Linked DNA regions of Homo sapiens: region 1 is linked to region 2. Evidence: read pairs that join two places in POLR2A ChIA-PET (ENCODE). Cell type or tissue: OCI-LY7. All regions are shown on one strand. Links, peaks and the distances in the headings refer to the core of each region. The heading gives the core; the rest is flanking DNA. Region 1 overlaps CCNY (cyclin Y). Region 2 overlaps CCNY (cyclin Y).

Evidence for each region. ChIA-PET counts read pairs that join two places held together with the same protein. Peaks named below come from ENCODE experiments on the same cell type or tissue, not always from the same donor. Only the 100,000 strongest peaks of a DNase experiment are listed, where the experiment ranks them.
Region 1: POLR2A ChIA-PET joins it to region 2 with 6 read pairs; 4 of 35 experiments call an interaction of 5 or more read pairs at or near these places.

Annotation. Positions count from the first base shown.
Region 1 is chr10:35,500,519-35,509,225 of GRCh38, reverse strand. CCNY (cyclin Y) reads right to left here. Exons shown (of 10, transcript NM_145012.6): 3 at 7,691-7,725. Among named protein-coding and RNA genes, the nearest start is that of GJD4, 100 kb to the left of the region's middle. In OCI-LY7, for the core only: no CTCF peak of the experiment used is centred there; no DNase peak of the experiment used is centred there; H3K4me3 peaks cover 469 bases.
Region 2 is chr10:35,348,287-35,356,993 of GRCh38, reverse strand. The region is part of intron 1 of CCNY (cyclin Y); the gene reads right to left. Among named protein-coding and RNA genes, the nearest start is that of CCNY, 16 kb to the right of the region's middle. In OCI-LY7, for the core only: no CTCF peak of the experiment used is centred there; a DNase peak (open chromatin) is centred at 3,023.

The DNA.
Region 1 (8,707 bases), core at 3,274-5,773, 150 kb before region 2:
AGAAGGCAAATACCCATGGAGTTAAGAACCCAGGTGAACCAAATCATTCTCTATGAAAGCGAGAAAATAAGCCAACTTTGGATCTCAGAACAAAAATTGGGAAAATGCCAACTTTATGGTAGAATTCTGCTCTGTAGAAATGTATTTGGCCATAAAAAGGAATGAAGTACTGAGATACACGGATGAACCTTGAGAACATTATGCTAAGTGAAAGAAGCCACTCACAAAAGGCCATGTATTATATGATTACATTTATATAAAATATCCAAAATAGACAAATCTACAAACAGTAGACTAGTGGGGGAGGGGAAGGAGTAGGAATGACTGCTAATGGGTACAGGGTTTCTTTTGGGGGTGATGAATATGTTCTAAAATTAACTGTGATGACAGTTGCACACCTCTGTGGTTACACTAAAAACCACTGAACTGTATATTTTTAAAAGGTGAATTTTACATGTTAATTATGTATCAATAAAACTTAATTGAAAAATAAGTTTTTCAGTAGAAATTAAAAAGTCAAAGGCCAAGGTCAAGAAAAAACCCTATGGGATAGACTGGAATGGGAAATTTAAAGTAACAGTATGAATTCATGATTTCTGAAATGTCTGTTTCCTAGCTACACCTGCTAAATGGGCCTAGAAGCAATAGCACCCCAGCAGCAATGAGCACACATGGTGTCCAGACCTTGGTTCTAGCACTGTTTGCCACTAAAAGGAATCAGGACTCCCTGGAGAAATGGCTATCCAGGGTTGAGGCAGAGGTACAAGATGAGCCTGAAATATCTTATTGTGCCAGAAAGCAAAGGAGTTCGCAAAACAAAACGAAAGGATGGAGCATGTCACAAGAACACAAAACCAGTATCAAAAGACTGCCACTACCCAAATCTAGGACATCGAAATATTTAAGCACAAGCATGAACTAGGTATCATTAGAAAAGCAGAAATCCAGGAATCTGTACTGAAAATGGCTGGATGGACAGACAGATGGACAGATGGGAAGAGAAGGCTCTCTCTTAAGCAGAACACCTACTGACAAAGGGAGAGAAGTATGGTAGGGCTGGAAAACCACCATTTTGTAACCAAAAATAATAAAGATTGATTCGGTCAAGCCTGATCAACAGATGCTAAATCTGGGGGTGGGGATAAAGTGCAGGATATCTACATGGTTTTAAAGTACCTGCCCAGAGACTGCTTATTAGTTGCAAAGGGAAAACGAGTAAACAGACAGTGGAGGATCCAGGCAGCACCTTGCCCGGTAATCAAAATCAACATCAGCAACAAGAGTCAGATGAAACTGCCTGCCTCTCGATTTGATGTCTTGAAAAGGGCAAGGGAACACTCCATGTAGTATTCTGGCTGTAAATGTTTAACTGAATCCTTCGGGCAAATCCAAAATGAGAAACATTACATTATTATTTAAAAAAAAAAAAAAAACTGGCCCTGTATTCTTCAACAGTGTCAATGTCCTGAAAGACTGAGAAAGGCTGAGAATCTGCTCCAGATTAAAGGACATAGAGCGTGCATGCCAACTAAATGCCATGTGTCAGGCTGGAGTGAAACCCATACCACAGAAAAACACGCTGTAGCGGACATTACGGAGCCACTTAACATTGCTGGAATATGATCAGTTAATTAGAAGAAACATATCAATGTTAAATTCTTTATTTTGATAATATTGTGGTTACACAGAGAATAGCCTTGGTCTTAGGAAATACACAGTGGAGTATTAGGGAGAAAAGGCAGAATGCAGACAACCTACTTCCAAACAATTCAGAAAAAATAATAAAAGACAATGACCAAGGATGTGCAGAATGTGAGAGAATATTGGTTTAAAACTGATGAATCTGGCTAAAGGGTAGATGAGAGTTTTCTGTATTACTACTATTAAAATCATTCTGTAAGTTTGAAATAAAAGTTAAAACATATATATGTACACACACATATATATACACACACATATATATGTATATATAAAGTCAAAGAACAGATTATAACACAAGGCTAAGGGATACAAAGTCTGCTTCTTAAAGGGCTTTTCTGACAAAGTTCCTGCTTCAAGTAGAATGCTCCTTCAAGGCTTCACTTCATTCCTTTCTTCTCTCTACTCCAGAAGTCCCTGAGCAAGGTGATGGAGTTGAAAACTGAGGAGGTTAGGAGAGCAATGAAGTGACAAGTAGAATGCACAGTGAAGAGGCCCTCAGTGCCTGCCCAGCTAGCAGGAGTGGTTGTGCTTCCCCTAACTCTGGGAATGGCAGCAATGGAACCAAGAGTCAGTGACTGACTAAAATGAGAACAGCTCCTTCCCCACATGTAGCAGTGTCAGAGCAATGTGAAAACCAGGCAGCTGTGGTCAAGAATTTGTGCTGGCTAATTAAGGGATGATATCCTAACACTATATACAAAAGATCAGGGCTTCCAACATAGGAACTTCCATGGAGAACACACCATGAGTTACCAGGCTAAATCATAACAACAGCTCAGTGGCCCCGTCACTTGTGTGTCTTAACAAGGACAATGTAGCTTTCAAAATGACCTTCCACAAAGGCACTAGGGAAGCAATTCCACCTGTCGGCTGCCCTGTATTTGAATGGACCATTACACTTTACAAGTGCCACTTCCTTTGTGCCTCATTACAAGAGTGACAGCATGAAGAAAGGGAAGAAGGGGTGAAGAAGAAACAGAAAGAGGTAAGAAAAGAGAAAGTCCTCCACAGACATAACCAATACACTTAAGGAATTGATGTCCTACCCAAGCTTCTCAATGTACCAGTGTGTGTAACATTATCATTATCATTTCTAGACATTCCGCAAAAAGAAGAAGAAAAAACAAAAAGAAGAGAGAAAATAACAAAACACCTACCCCATGTCAACATCCCTGGGTGAAGCAGAACAGGGGGTCTGAGAACCAGAGCATCTAAGGTTCCTTTAGTCACATGAAAATCCTGTACTCTCAATTATTGCTGTTACTTTTCTATACATTTGAAATTATTTCAAAGTAAAAGCTGGATTTCTTTAATCTTATTGGATTTTTAAAATTTTTACTGATATTTTAAAAACTTAGTCTTCTTTCACATCCTCCAAGCATATGGCATTGATGCTAACACAGCAGCTGCTCAATAAACTCTCATTCTATTCCAGAGGCAAAAGCAAGATTTAAAATGTTTTAAATTTCAGTTCCTAGATGTAGCTCACTGTATTACTTGACTTTTATGACTTACAGATGAAGCCTATAACCAGAATAGACACCTTTTTACAAGGACTCCTATTCCTACCTCACTCAAAGCTAAAAGGCAGAAACTGATTTGGAACTGAACTGTGTTAAGAGGAGCAAATGATTCAAGTCAGTATTCTCCAAAGGGAGCTGAACAGAATATACTCCTCCCAGAAAATCCTGGTCTTAATGATTATGAAAAAACTATATCCATACTCAAAATACCAGAAAGACTTTCATCAGTTTTGATATTGAACTTGGAAAATTAAATCAATTTTACCTAAATTCCAATGGACAATAATAATACAACATACGTATATGGTGTTATAATTAGGCTGCAAATCACTACCTTTGAGTCAAGTAGGTCTGGAATTATGACCCACCCTAGGAGATAAGAAAACTGAGATTTCAAGATGTTTCCAAGATTGCCCAATTAGCAGGTGGCAGAACGAGGGTTTGAACAAAGTTCTTTTGGCTCCAAGTCCCACTAATAATAATGTGACTCTTGCTTAGCTGATAAGTAACTCTCCCTAGTTGCTTTACTTCCTCACAAAGTTTCCTCAACTATCACCAGACTCAGTGTTGAGACAAATGCTTTGGTTTTTTTTTTTTTGAGGATCACACTACACAGAATTCCCAGTCTGGCTTTCTCGTTTCAAAGTGCACCTATGGCAAACAAGACAAAGGAAGCTGGCTATTCAACTCCTCATTCATTCTGTTTTCACATCTTTTTTTTTTTTTTAACTTCTTAGAATAACCCATTCATTTTTGGTGTGCTATCACCAGGTGGCAGGAAGATAATCATAGAAAAGTGAGGCTAAGGTAAAAAGCATACATTCTGAGTTTCAGGAGTGATTTTTTTTTTTCAGGAGTGATTCTTAACTCCAACCACCTACAATGTCACCCACAATCTATAATCAGAGATTTTTACACTTTAATTAAAAGATTCATAAAAACAGCTAACCTTAAAAAAAAAAAAGCAAAGTCAAAATGTCAGCAAATTTTAAATAAACTTTACATAAATCCCTTTACACAGCCTTTTAAAAATACGTGTATCTTTCATATGCATTAAATTTTCCTAGCTGGACGCAGTGGCTCATGCTTGTAATCCCAGCACTTTGGGAAGCTAAGGCGGGTGGATCACCTGAGGTCAGGGGTTCAAGACCAGCCTGGCCAACATAGCTAATTCCTGTCTCTACTAAAAATACAAAAATTAGCCGGGTATGGTGGCGCATGCTTTTAATCCCAGCTACTTGGGAGGCTGAGGCAGGTGAATAGTTTGAACCCGGGTTGGGGAGGTTGCAGTGAGCCAAGATCGTACCAATGCCCTCCAGCCTGGGTGACAGAGCGAGACTCCATCTCAAAAACAACAACAACAACAACAACAACAAAAACCTTCCTATACCTGTTCACTTTAATTACATCTAAAACATAGGTGCTGATTAAAATATTAACCTTTATAATTCACCCTGATTGAACCTGCTGTCAAAACATCCAAAGTGGTTTATTTTCAAATGGCTTCAAGCTTCAAAACCTGGAATAATTCCTTGAGAAGTGGTCTCCTTTCACTTAATCCTCTGAGTCTCTCTTGGCTGTTTTGAGCCAGTTAAAGGCCCCTCTCATTTTCCAGCCTGGGGGACCATTCTCTACTGCCCCATTCCCTGGAGAATGTCCTGGGTCATAGTCCACTCTTTTCACTTGCTTATGTGTGTTGTTTGCTGGAAACCAGGAAAGCCTTACTTTTCTCCACCTGGAGGAGGTTATTTCCCCTGCAGTTATCATGGTCCTGGGGGTAGAGGTGAACACTCGCCTTGTCTTAAATGGCTTACCTACACAACTGTATTCATTTCTCTTAAATAGTAGCCTCTTTGTAGGTTAACTTAGCAACATGTACTAAGTGGGTTCTTCAAAACTTGAAAGAGAAATTAAAGAAACAACATCCCTCACAATAAAGCAAATAAAAAATGAAATGGTATAATAAGGGCGAAAAATAACTATCACTCCAGAGTTCAGTAACAAACTAAATGATAAATTTCAGTTGAGATCCATATTCAGAAATGAACCCTAGAGACTGTCCCATACAAATTTAATTATAAATGTTATCTCTAAGTTCAGATAAGCAAGCTAAACAACCTCTGTCACATGGGAACTGGTGTTATTATCTGAGGAACACAGAGGGTGCGAGCTAAGTGGCGTGCTTGAAGCAGACCACCTGGGACTCAACCCGGGCTCCACTGTCTACTTGGCTAACTTCTTTGTGCCTCATCTCCTCATCTGTAAAACAGTAATACTGAATTGTGCCTACCTAGCATGGCCATTGTGCTAACTAAATGAGTCCATTAAACCAATTACAGCAGAGCCTGGCACACACACTTTAAAGCACTCAGCAGATGGGACCGATTATTATTATTGCTCGTCCTTTCTCCACTGTTCTAACTTACTATTCCTAAGTTTCAAAACCTGAAAAGTACAGCTGCTTTATTAGCCTAATTGAATCTGCAGGTAATTTCACTCAAATGATATTTCAGCTGGTGGGACTGGCACACTCCCACGGCTTTTCCTAGCGTGGCAGGACTGATGGCGCTCATTTGCAGCGAGGTCTGTTCACAGTTTAGAGGGTCACGCTGCTTGTTACAGGGTCATCTGTTATGTAAGAAACTTAGCACCCAGATTTCTTTTCTATAGGAACAGGTGCATTTGCAGAGATCTCAACAACTGTGTGATTTCACTCTGTGTCAGCAGATGTGATTTTACAGAGGTTTGAATGCTGGGCTGGGCGTTAGAAGATACTGTGCATGAGAATGCATGGCCTCCCATACTAATCCATGTGCTGGGTGCAGCAGATGTGTTCTCAAGTGTGTGGCAGGTGCTCAGACTATACAGGACACGAAATGGCAAGGTTAGGTGTGTGCCTGTTGGGGGGGTGGGGCGTGCAGGGATGTTAAAAGAGGTATGCAGGTTAGAACTGTGGGAGCACACCTCTGTATCATCAGCTACAATGATAACAGAGCGACACAAACTCCTATCCTCCTCTTTCTTCAATGCACCTTCCATGGAGCTGCAGTGAACAGGAAAGATGGCCTGGATGCAGTTCCAGCTCTTCTCCTTCCCTTGCAAGCTCCTTGGCAGGCATGCTAATGAGTGTAATGAGTGGGAAAGCATTCAAGTGCACCCAGCAGGCAAAGAAATGGAAGCAAGGATTTAGAGAATTCGTTCCAATCGCTCAAATTTTTATATCCAGGTATATACTGCTTTCAAAAAAAAAAAGGCATGGCAATTTTCATATTTTCCTCATGACACAGATTGCAATTTCAAAGGTGCTTTAAACAGATGCTTTGAAATTTAAGGGGCCGAGGGAAAAGGTCACAGATTGCTTTAAGAATCTGCTAAAAATAATAAGCCCTCTGACCCCTAGAAAACTGTATATGTGCATATATATTAACACTGACTACAAAGAAGTCATCAGTCTCCTAAGGGCGTAGCATCATGTCCCTTGAGTGTAAGGGCCCAGCTTATGAATTTCTTCCCAACTGCATTTTGTCCATATTTTCAAAGGGCAGAGAATACAACATTATGGCTTTAAGTCTCTTTAATACACAGCTTTAGGACTATTTCAAGATCTTCAAATACACAGATGCAGACAGTCTAAAAATCCTGAGAAAGACCCTTGTGTGGTTCTGTTTTTAGAATGAGGACTTAGAGCATACTTATTTTGATAATTTACACCTGTTTCATCATTCCATCCCTCTCGGAGAGTTTTCTTTCCTAAAGGGCCATATTTCTAAGAAGAAGGTGTGGCTAGGACTTGCCTGGTATATAGGGTGTGGAGTAGGTGCTGGAGCCAGCCAGCTACATCTCTGCTCAAGGAAGGAAGAGGGATGAAGTATCTCAATGGGGCACCTGCACCTGGCCACCAGGGGAGGGAGACATGGCTAAGAATGGCCAAAAGACTCCAGCCAAATGTTTGAACATCTTTTTTAAATTTAGTGTTATCAAGTTTATCCTTTCTTGGAGCATCAGAAGAACACGCAGACTCTACTGGACCCACAAACAACAAATGGGAAGAGTCAAGTGTGGAGACAGAGAGCCTCATGGAAAACAACTATGTGTTTATTCAAATGGAACTGAGCTACAAGAGAAAAAGAATAATTTGGGGGTGAGGGTAGAGAAAGGAAAGGATTCAAAATTAAAAAGAAGTGGCTTTCGCTTGGACTTGCTGGGTGATGTTTGATATGTTATTGTTCACACACATCATCTCATGAACAATAGTGGTCTAGGGCTTCTGGAAAAATATTTGGGACAGTGGACAAATACTGAGTGATGCTTGTCCAATTACAAACCAAACTAAGCATAAGTACACTGCAACATTCTTCCAAGTATCTACAAAGCACATGAGCCATTTTCATCCATCACAGACAGTTATTTTAGCTCTTTACACTGTACAGTCATTATGAAGAACACAGGGAGACAGCTTCACTTACATGGTTAATGAAGAGACTCTTGCGTTTTTCTCTCACTGTGAAAACAAAAGATGCAACAGAAATGTTATATGCCTGCATGCCAACCCCTGGCAGGTGGATGAGGACTGGGCCTCTGTGTCGTGGTCCCGTCCTTCCACCAACCAACATACCCACTTGCTCATTTATCAAACATAAGAATACAGGACCTGCACAAATGCAGATCTGAATGAACTTGGCTCACAGAGGGAAATATACATCCATTTAAACAAGAGCACCCTAACAAAATAACTGCAGCTGAAATCAATTAAGGGGTAACAGATTTCCATTAACTGAATAAAAAAGTAATTAGTAACCCTCATAAAACTCATATGCATCTATTAGTTTAACATAATTAACAAATGATAGGACTATTTATTCCCAACCCTACCAGACCCATAAAGCTCCACAGTATATAAGGGAAATATAAATAACAATAATATCTAGAAAGCATTGAGATCCAGGAAGACGATGTACATCAGCAGCATTACTTATCATGGAAACCCATTATTCTCCATGCTGGGTGCTGGTGAATACAGCTGGGCTTCTGTCTGGGAGCCCCTGGAGCTCCTTGTGGCACCCAACCCCAACCCCATAAGGCTGACAGAGGTCACCATAATTGATACTGCTCTAACAGTCACCATAATTGATACTGCTCTAACAAGGTGGCTTCTCACACTGCATGCATGGCCTGTGCTGAGCAGCTCAGCCTGCAGTGTCCCCAGATACCAGTGTTTCTCAGAATGGGAGCCTGCTGCCCCAGAGAGGTAGAAGGGTCAGTCACAGGGAACACGAAGAGCTTGTAATAACCTAGTATCACTGAACTTTGCATTTTCTTTTCTGAAGGCTCATTTTGTGGGTACAGATGAATCCATCAACACATTTATTCGTTACTGTAAAAGACATGAAGAATAGGTTTCATTCAAGGAGATAACATCCTAGGTCCCCAGGAATCAACAATGTTATCTTGGGGTACCCTAAAACAGCAGTGTACAAAAGATA
Region 2 (8,707 bases), core at 2,005-4,504:
GGGAGGCCCTTGTGCATGGAGTCACAACGAGAAAGGAGGTTTACATGGCAGGCAGGGGACAGACACCAATGACTCTGAGCCACGGGGAGGAGTATGTATTTACTCTAACCACAACAGAAGCCACTCAGGGATTGTGAGCAGGGCAGTGGCATGATCAACTCCTCATCTGTTAAGGAGAGAGAGAGAGGATTATAAGAAAGAATAGTTTTAAGAGAATGGATCACAGTAAACCATAATAAGAAGCTAGAAAAACTTGTTGCATCTTCCCAGCAATCGTTGCAACTACAAAGCCCAGTCTTTTTTCCCTATTAGGTTCTCAATGTAAGTAGCAGCATTATTGCCAAACCTAAACCCACAATAGCAGAGTATGAGTAAAACATGAAGAGGTTAAGGAGTGGGCGCAGATTTTTCTGAAGAAGCACCACCCAGCCAACCATGCTAGGCTCTGTGGACCCACCCCATGTGAAGCACGCTTCCCGTTGCCACATCCACGTCCTCAAACATGCGCTACAACACCAGCTACCCCCACGCGGAGTCATGGAGAATTGGGGGCTGGGAACAGAGCTGTTTACCATGTGTTAATTCCCAAAACCACTGCACCAGTCTCAACTTTTAAAATCGGATTTTGACCAACAAAGCAACATCTTAAGATGTACAAGCATAAGTGTTTACCATACACTAACATGCTTTAATTGCTGCTACTGCTGTACTGCTCAGATCCAACTCCAAGAACAAAAATGAAAACTACCCAACTATGCAAGTGGTAGACTGTCTTTAGGTTTCACAGGATTCTTCTGACTTATCTACAAAGCAAAAAGAAAAACACCTCCAGAAAAGGCTTTTGGTTTCTATCTTTGTAATACAAGCTTTCTTGCAGCTAAGCCAGAGTGTGCATCATTTTAAAGTGCCATGGAAGTGAACAAGCATGCAAAAATGAAAATAAAAACCTTTTCTGCATCTTTGTCATCTATTGAAATCAACTGAAGCCAAAAGCAAAACCCTATCAACACACTAAATGGGCAGTTTTAGAACAAAAAATGGTAATTTCATTTCAAGTTACATAAGCTGCTAAAAAAAAAAACAATCTAAGATAGGAAAGCTGACAGATGTTCATGGCATAAGAACATTTTAAAAAGTTGTTAAACCTGGAATTTATAAGGGGCAACTAAAGAGAGAGAGAGAAATAGTACTTACGATAATCAGTAAGTTTTCCAGGTTAATACTAGTCTCAGAGACATTTTTTAAATAATTAATATAGAAAACCTTGCTTTTCCACTAACATTCCTCTTTTTTTTTTTTTTTTTTTTTTTTTTTTGGAGACAGTATCTTGCTCTGTTGCCCAGGCTGGAGTGCAATGGCGCAATATTGGCTCACTGCAACCTCTGCCTACTGGGTTCAAGCGATTCTTCTGCCTCAGCCTCCCGAGTAGCTGGGACTACAGGCATGCGCTACCACACCCAGCTAATTTTCATATTTTTGGTAGAGATGGGGTTTCACAATGTTGGCCAGGCTGGTCTTGAACTCCTGATCTCAGGTGATCCACCCGCCTCTGCCTCCCAAAGTGCTGGGACTACAAGGCAGGAGCCACCGCACGCAGCAGGTTCCTGTTTTTAAAAGTGTTTCCTAACTTAGCCTTAACTTTACTTTTACCCAAATTAATTCATTTTAGCTCTACTATGCTTGGGAATCCCTGAGGGAAAAAAATCAAATATGGATTTTAAAAATATATATTTGAGAAAATTATTTCCAAATGCTCTTCTCTGAAATTTGCTGTCCCAACCATTCACTAAACCCCTCCAACTTCATCCCCTTTATCCATCCCTGACAACACACAGGAGAGTAAGGCTCCTGCACTCATGTCCGTACCCCAAACCTAAACCTTGACCCTGCTCACTGGACAACTTTCATAGGGGGAGCCATCCCACTAGTGGGGCAAAGGAAACTCAATCCTCTCTCCTGGGACACAGAAATTCTTCCCATTAGTCTTTTATGGTCCTAGAACCACTGGGGTGGCCATTTTCCACCATGTGTAGACAAAGAAAAATAGCTATTTTATAAAGAATAAAGATTAAAAGAAAAATAAATTTGAGACACCTGAAACATAAGACTGACTTAGAAAGATAGGAGAATTTACTATTAAGATACTGAAGGAGAAAGCTGCCTCAGTTCCTACAGACTGTCCACCTTCCAAGTCCAGTTCCTCATGAGACTTAGTTATGCTCCTCACCCTTTGTCTCCATGAAAAATCCTCAGATCCCATAGTTATTCTCTCTCCCACTCCCCGTCTGTTTTGCGGAAGTCAGTTTTAGTGAACTTCTGTTAAACACAATGAACAGAATCTTAATCCATGTTTGTCGTGGGCAGCATCCAAGATGGGCCCCAATGTATCTCCTGGTATTCACACTCTTGTATTAATATAATACTGTCCCCTCAACTTAATGACTTGATTCTATCAAATAGCAGTGACGAAATGTCACTTCTAAGCTCAGGTTATAAGACTATGGCTTCCAGCCAGGTGCGGTGACTCATGCCTGTAATCCCAGCACTTTGGGACGCCAAGACGGACAGATCACTTGAGGTCAGGAGTTCGAGACCAGCCTGGCCAATTTGTGAAACCCCGTCTCTACCAAAAATACAAAAATTAGCCAGGCGTGGTGGTGGGCGCCTGTAATCCCAGCTACTCAAGAAGCTGAGGCAGGAGACTCTCTTGAACCCAGGAGACAGAGGTTGCAGTGAGCTGAGATCCCGCCAATACACTCCAGCCTGAGCGACAGAGTGAGATGTCATCCCAAAAAAAAAAAAAAAAAAAGACTATGTATGGCTTCCATCTTGTGGGTCTCTCTTGGTCTCTCCTGCTCTCTCTTGGATCACTTGGTCCAGGGGAAGCCAGCTGCCCTATGGAGAGGCCAGTGTGGCAGGAAACTGATGTATCCAGCCAACAGCCAGTGAGCACCTGATGCCTGCATTGGCCACGTAAGTGAGCCTGGAGGCAGTTCCCCTAGTTGAGCCATGAGTTGACTACAGCCCCACCTGAGAGCTCAGCTGTAATCCCAGGAGACACCCTGAGCCAGAGGCTCTCAGCTAAACTGGGAGTCCTGACTCACAAAAACTGAGAGACAACAAATGTTGTTATTTTAAGTTACTAAATGTTGGGGTAATTTCTTGTACAGCTTTTCAACTAATACAATTCCCTAAAACATAATTCTTACTTAGACTAACATCACATTAAAAAAGAAAAACATTAAGATAGGTCAATTTCTTCTTGAGAAACTTTTACCTTGCTATAAGAACTGGTTTAAAAGAGGTACAGTGTGTTGCAGTGAAAGGATCTGACCCCAGTATCAGAAGACTTGCTCTCAGACTGAGAACTGCTGTGAACCAGCTTTGGGGAGCCGAGGAGCAGCTCCTCTTGGCAGCTCAGCTGTCCTATCTGTAACATGAGGATCTCCTACAGTATGAGGTCCTTGATGCTCTGAACAGCCTGTGATTCTACGAAGGCTATCTTCTTCTCATACTCAACAAAAATAGCTTATTCCTTTTACAGTTCTAAAGATGTCTATTCTGTCTTCCACACTAAAACTGAGTGATCATTCTCCAGAATCTAGAGTATATAAAAATATACATGAAACTCCAGTACACATCCATCATTGTGAAATCTCTTTTCCAACAAACGTCCTCTTAATGAGCACAATTCATTAAATCTTTGGGGACTAAGCTACGAACAAGTTCAACTAAACTACCTACTGACTTCAAAAGGAACATATACCCACCACGTGTGGTAGCTCATGACTGTAATCCCAGCACTTTGGGAGGCTGAGGCAGGAGGATCACTTGAGCCCAGGAGTTCCAGACCAGCCTAAGCAACATGCCAAGACCCTGTATGTACAAATAATTTAAAAACTTAGCCAGGCATGGTGGTGCACACTTGTGGTCCCAGCTACTCGGGAGGCTAAAGCAGAAGGACTGCTTGAGACTGGGAGGTCAAGGCTGCAGTGAGCTATGATCTCACCACTGCACTCCAGTCCAGGTTACAGAGTGAGACCCTATCTCAAAAAAGAAAGAAAGAAAGAAAAAAGGAACATATGCCCAGTCCAGCCTGGATCTTTCAGAAGCAAATTACCCTGTGCCTGCCTTGGCCTTACCGGCCTCTGCCTCACTGCCCCACCCCCTTCACCACTCTTTCCCCTCACTAATCAGGCAGCGCTCATTTGCTAACTTACCCTGACCACATCCTCTGCCATCCAGGGGACTCTGGTGTCCCTTCTTCCCCTACACACCGTATTGTAATCCCTTATTTGCATCTGTCTCACCTAATAGATCATTATGTCCTTAAGCGCAAGGTCCAAATAACGTTGACCTTTGTATTCCCAGCATCCAGCAGGGAGGCTGGACGGCAGAACTTGGACTGACCAATGGTTGTTGACCTACTGAAGAACTGAAGCTCGAATTCCCACAGGGGACATCAAATTCTCACATTTCTAGAAAATGGCCCTCTGCTCAGGCTACCATATTTGTGGACCACCTACAATGGCTGTGGCTCTAAGCCTAGTCACCCCAGGCACTGGTAATTCTCTCAGCCAACTACTTGCCTAGTTAATTCTGTTTTCTCTCCAACATCTTCTCTGTGGATGAAGAGAACACATTCCACAAACACTTCAAGGGGATGCAGCCACTTGCTACAAATGTTAGCTTAACGAGAAAGGAAAGGAACTCCACTAACTTCTCAGCTTGTTTAGTTCCTTGGAGTACTAGCATTGTGTTTACATAACCTCTATCTATAGCAAGAATGTCAAACTGAAGAACTGACACCACTCTTGAACTCTGAAAAAAATTTTAAATACAGCTTTGCAATCAGTTTTTCAGCCACTGTCACCCCACACAGTGACCCACCGTCAGCGTTAACACTTCAATGGAATAAAATAAGTGAACTGAAGGCGAAAATATCATATGCCAAACGTCTTAAAATACTTGAAAACTAGGTAGATCACTTACACACTCAGAAGCAAACAAAACAATGTGGCTAACTTAACTTGGAGCTCAGTGACTGCTCCCACCACAAGATGGCTAAATCCAACCACCAAAGTGTATAATAAATGGCTCTTTAGATTATTAGGCTGAAGACATTCAGGAGGAGCACTGGTCTTTGCAAAGAGAATGTGATTTCAGGCTTATTATAAATACTCTCCCTACATATACACTACCCTAATAATTAGCTAGTTACCCTTTTACCAAAAAAGGTCCTGTAAGGGTATCTCATAAGAAGCAGTGCTGTTCATCTTGTTCCAATGGTATTATATACTTAAAATAAAAATTCTTAAAATATTCTGTAAGCATAATTGTCCTTGTTTCAGAAATATATCCCTGTTTCCCACAAACTAAGCACCCACTATGTAAGTAGTATAAAACACATTTTGCCATATTTTTATTTTGTGCAAACAAACTTTCTAGATTAGTTGCATCTGAAAAACAGCTGATAGAACTAAAGAACGTATTTAACTTGGGTTAGGCTGGACCTTCCCTGAGAGACCTCCTATTTCAGGAAATTAGGCATATACTGAGCTTGTTTAAACTTCAGAATCACTCTAAAAACAGTACTTAAAGTCACTTTGAAGGACCACAGAATACCAAAAGAATACAGAGAAAGTAATCAAGGTTTGGCAGCTTTGCCTAAATTGACCTGAAGAGTTCATCTTCCACGTCACTTCCAGATGTGTCGTATAAACAGAAGAGGTTCATTTTCACAACTCCAAATAATCTTCCTGATTGGTTGTGCACACACTGACATAAGTCCTGACAATCACATGCAGGGGCCTTTTTAATCCTGTGGTAATGGCCTGGGCAGTCCCCTTTGAGCTCTGTAATAGCAGTGTTGAAAACCACCTCTTTAATGAATAGCTACTCTCTTATAATGATAACTTTCCTAATAAAAGTTGTGTGCTATATGGACAGGGCAAGAGTTGACTAAATGTTTTCAAACCTCAGACTTTTGGAAGGCACCTTCAATTTCAAGAATCACTTCCATTTGTATATTTATAAACATACTTTCTAAGGAACTGACATTTTTGGTTCAAATATACTTAGAGACAATGTTTGTCAGGAATACTGTGTCACGACATTCTTTGGAGCTTCCTTCACCTAGGCAAGCTGAAAATCAAGACTCGAATTTCTAAACCTCTATTTCAAGAAACCCACGCTGCCATTTCCTCAATCCAGCAGCAGTGCACCTGACTAATGGAAGTGACTCTTGAGATCAAATAATTTAAATGATCTCATCACTATTTTTCCTCAACAGTGCAACAGAGATGCAACAAACCAAGGGTTTTTCTCCCCTTCAAAGTTTTCCACTAAGGATGCCCTTGAATGCCAGACCCCTGAATCAAATGCCTGTTCAGTTCACCACCTGCCTCGGGGGGCCAGGTCATCATGCTGCAGCTGAGATTTCAAACAGTCCACAAAGATACAAAACCAATTCAGCACCTGAACCAAGCCAAAGCTACACACTGTCAGAAAATGTAGTCGGATTAGAACTTTACAGACTCTTAACTGTCATTCCATTTACATATTCCTCATCAGAATAGACTCTCAAAAAAAAAGTCCACTGTGAGTACTCATAAAATATGAAACACACACATACAGAAGTAGCTAATGTGAAAAATGAATAAGAAACAAAACTGCTGGATAAAAGAAGAAAAATTTACTACTCTTTCAATAAAAAAGGAAGAAAAAAGCAAAAGGAATAAGGGCAAAAAATTAAGTGAATTATGAATCTGAGTTAAAGAAATTACACAACTTCCAAGTGCACACAGAAAGCTACCCCACCACCCATTGTCAGAACGGTGGCCAATGTCTTTCCTGTCAACAGTACCATTAGGAACACCATCTTAGAACCTAATGTTAGTTCTAAGGAGTCAAAAGGAACAACGCAGCCCTTTGCAAAGCTGGAGGAGGAGACATAGGGCTCATTCCCATCAAAATCTGATGCTAATGGCAGCCCTGGAGCTGTGCAACCCCTGCAACCCCTGAGGCCGTGATGTGTGCAAGTGACAGATACGAAGAAAGCAGAACCACTGCAAATTGCTCTACTAAATTTCTCTTTCACCTGGAATCCTAGAGCCTGTAAGGCACTGATTTTCAGGCAGAGTAGAGGAGTTGCCCTCTCAGGGGAGATTTCATTTGGCCACATCTGGAAACATTTTTTTGTTGTTGTTATGGAGGGTGCTGTTGCTGCAGCTGGCATGGCATCTGGTGGACAGAGGTGGGAGGCCGCTAAACATCCTGCAATGGATAGGGCAGCCCCCCCTAATGTCAACAGTGCTGGGAGGGAGAAACCCTGCTATAGCTTCCTTATCAATTCCTGCTTTAAAGTGTCCTTGAATTTCACACCAAGAATTGAGATTTAGCAAATACACATTCATATGTGAATATGACTAATCAAGAAAGAAACCCATTTATGAAAATGAGCTTAGGGAACAGAACACTAAGAAGTGTATCGCCAACTTGCACACTGTCCTTCTCTGGTTGGCATCAATATTGTAGTTTAACATCATGTTTCAAACCATGTTAAAGCCAGACAAAGAGGGCAGGGAAATGCACTCATTTGAGGCCTTGACTGTCAACATGCCACTTCCAAAGTGAAGACACAGATGTAGTCTGAGGTTGTGGGAGAGTGGGTAGCAAGGAGAGGCTCTGCTGTGTCCATGAGGCAGCTGGCTGTCTCCTAGCAGACTGCTCACACATCTACACCATCCCTTCTCTAACTCACCTGCTGAGCTCTCCTTCCAGAGGTACCCTTCACTCTTACCTCTACAGCCATCCCTCAGTGTCCGAGGGGGATTGGTTCCAGGACCCCTGCAGATACCAAAACCCAAGCACGCTCAAGTCCCACCGTCCACCCTGTGGAACCCGCTGATACACAAAAAGGCGGCCCTCTATTTTACATCCCGAGAACACTGCATTTTCAACCTGGTTTGGTTGGAAAAAATTCACATGGAAGTGTACCCGCACAGTTCAAGTTAGTGTTGTTCAAGGGTCACTGGATTCCTGTTACAATGCTCCCTTACAAAATATCCTGGATACAAGAGTAAGGTTCATTTTCAAAAAAAAAAAACCCAACTTAGATTTCAACAACTGTTTCTCTCAGAATATTAGTTCCATGAAAGAAGGAAATTGTGTCCAGATTCAGACCATCCCTGACTGAGAATCACTGCCATGCTAGCTGTCCAGCCCGAACCATTCTCCAGGGCACAGCACACAGGCACCCAAACATCGCTAAGAATAAAAGCACCCAACCTACTTCTGGCTGCCTGCTGCTGACCTCTCAGGGCCCTGCCGGGCTTTCAGAGCCCTGCTATCTTGCAATGGGGTCCTCCCTGACTCATCCCACCCTGGACGGGGGCTCCTGCTCATATTCTCTGCTCACATCTTACACTTCCAACATCCAGAGACTGCAGGCAGCTTCGTACTGTGAGTGACGAAGTCGTATCCTCCTGCTTCAGAAGAGAACTCAACCAACAGCCAAGTGTGCCTGCAGAGCACACACGGTGCTTAAGATATGTGCCCTAACGGAACCAACAATCTTCCTCAGAAGCCAGTGGTTCGCAAAGCAGCCCTCAGATGGACCCCTCCGTGGTTATGCCTGGCATCATCCTTTCTGAACAGCAAGGTTGCTAGGCTTCCTCCAGACTCCCTACCACCAAATAGGAGAAAT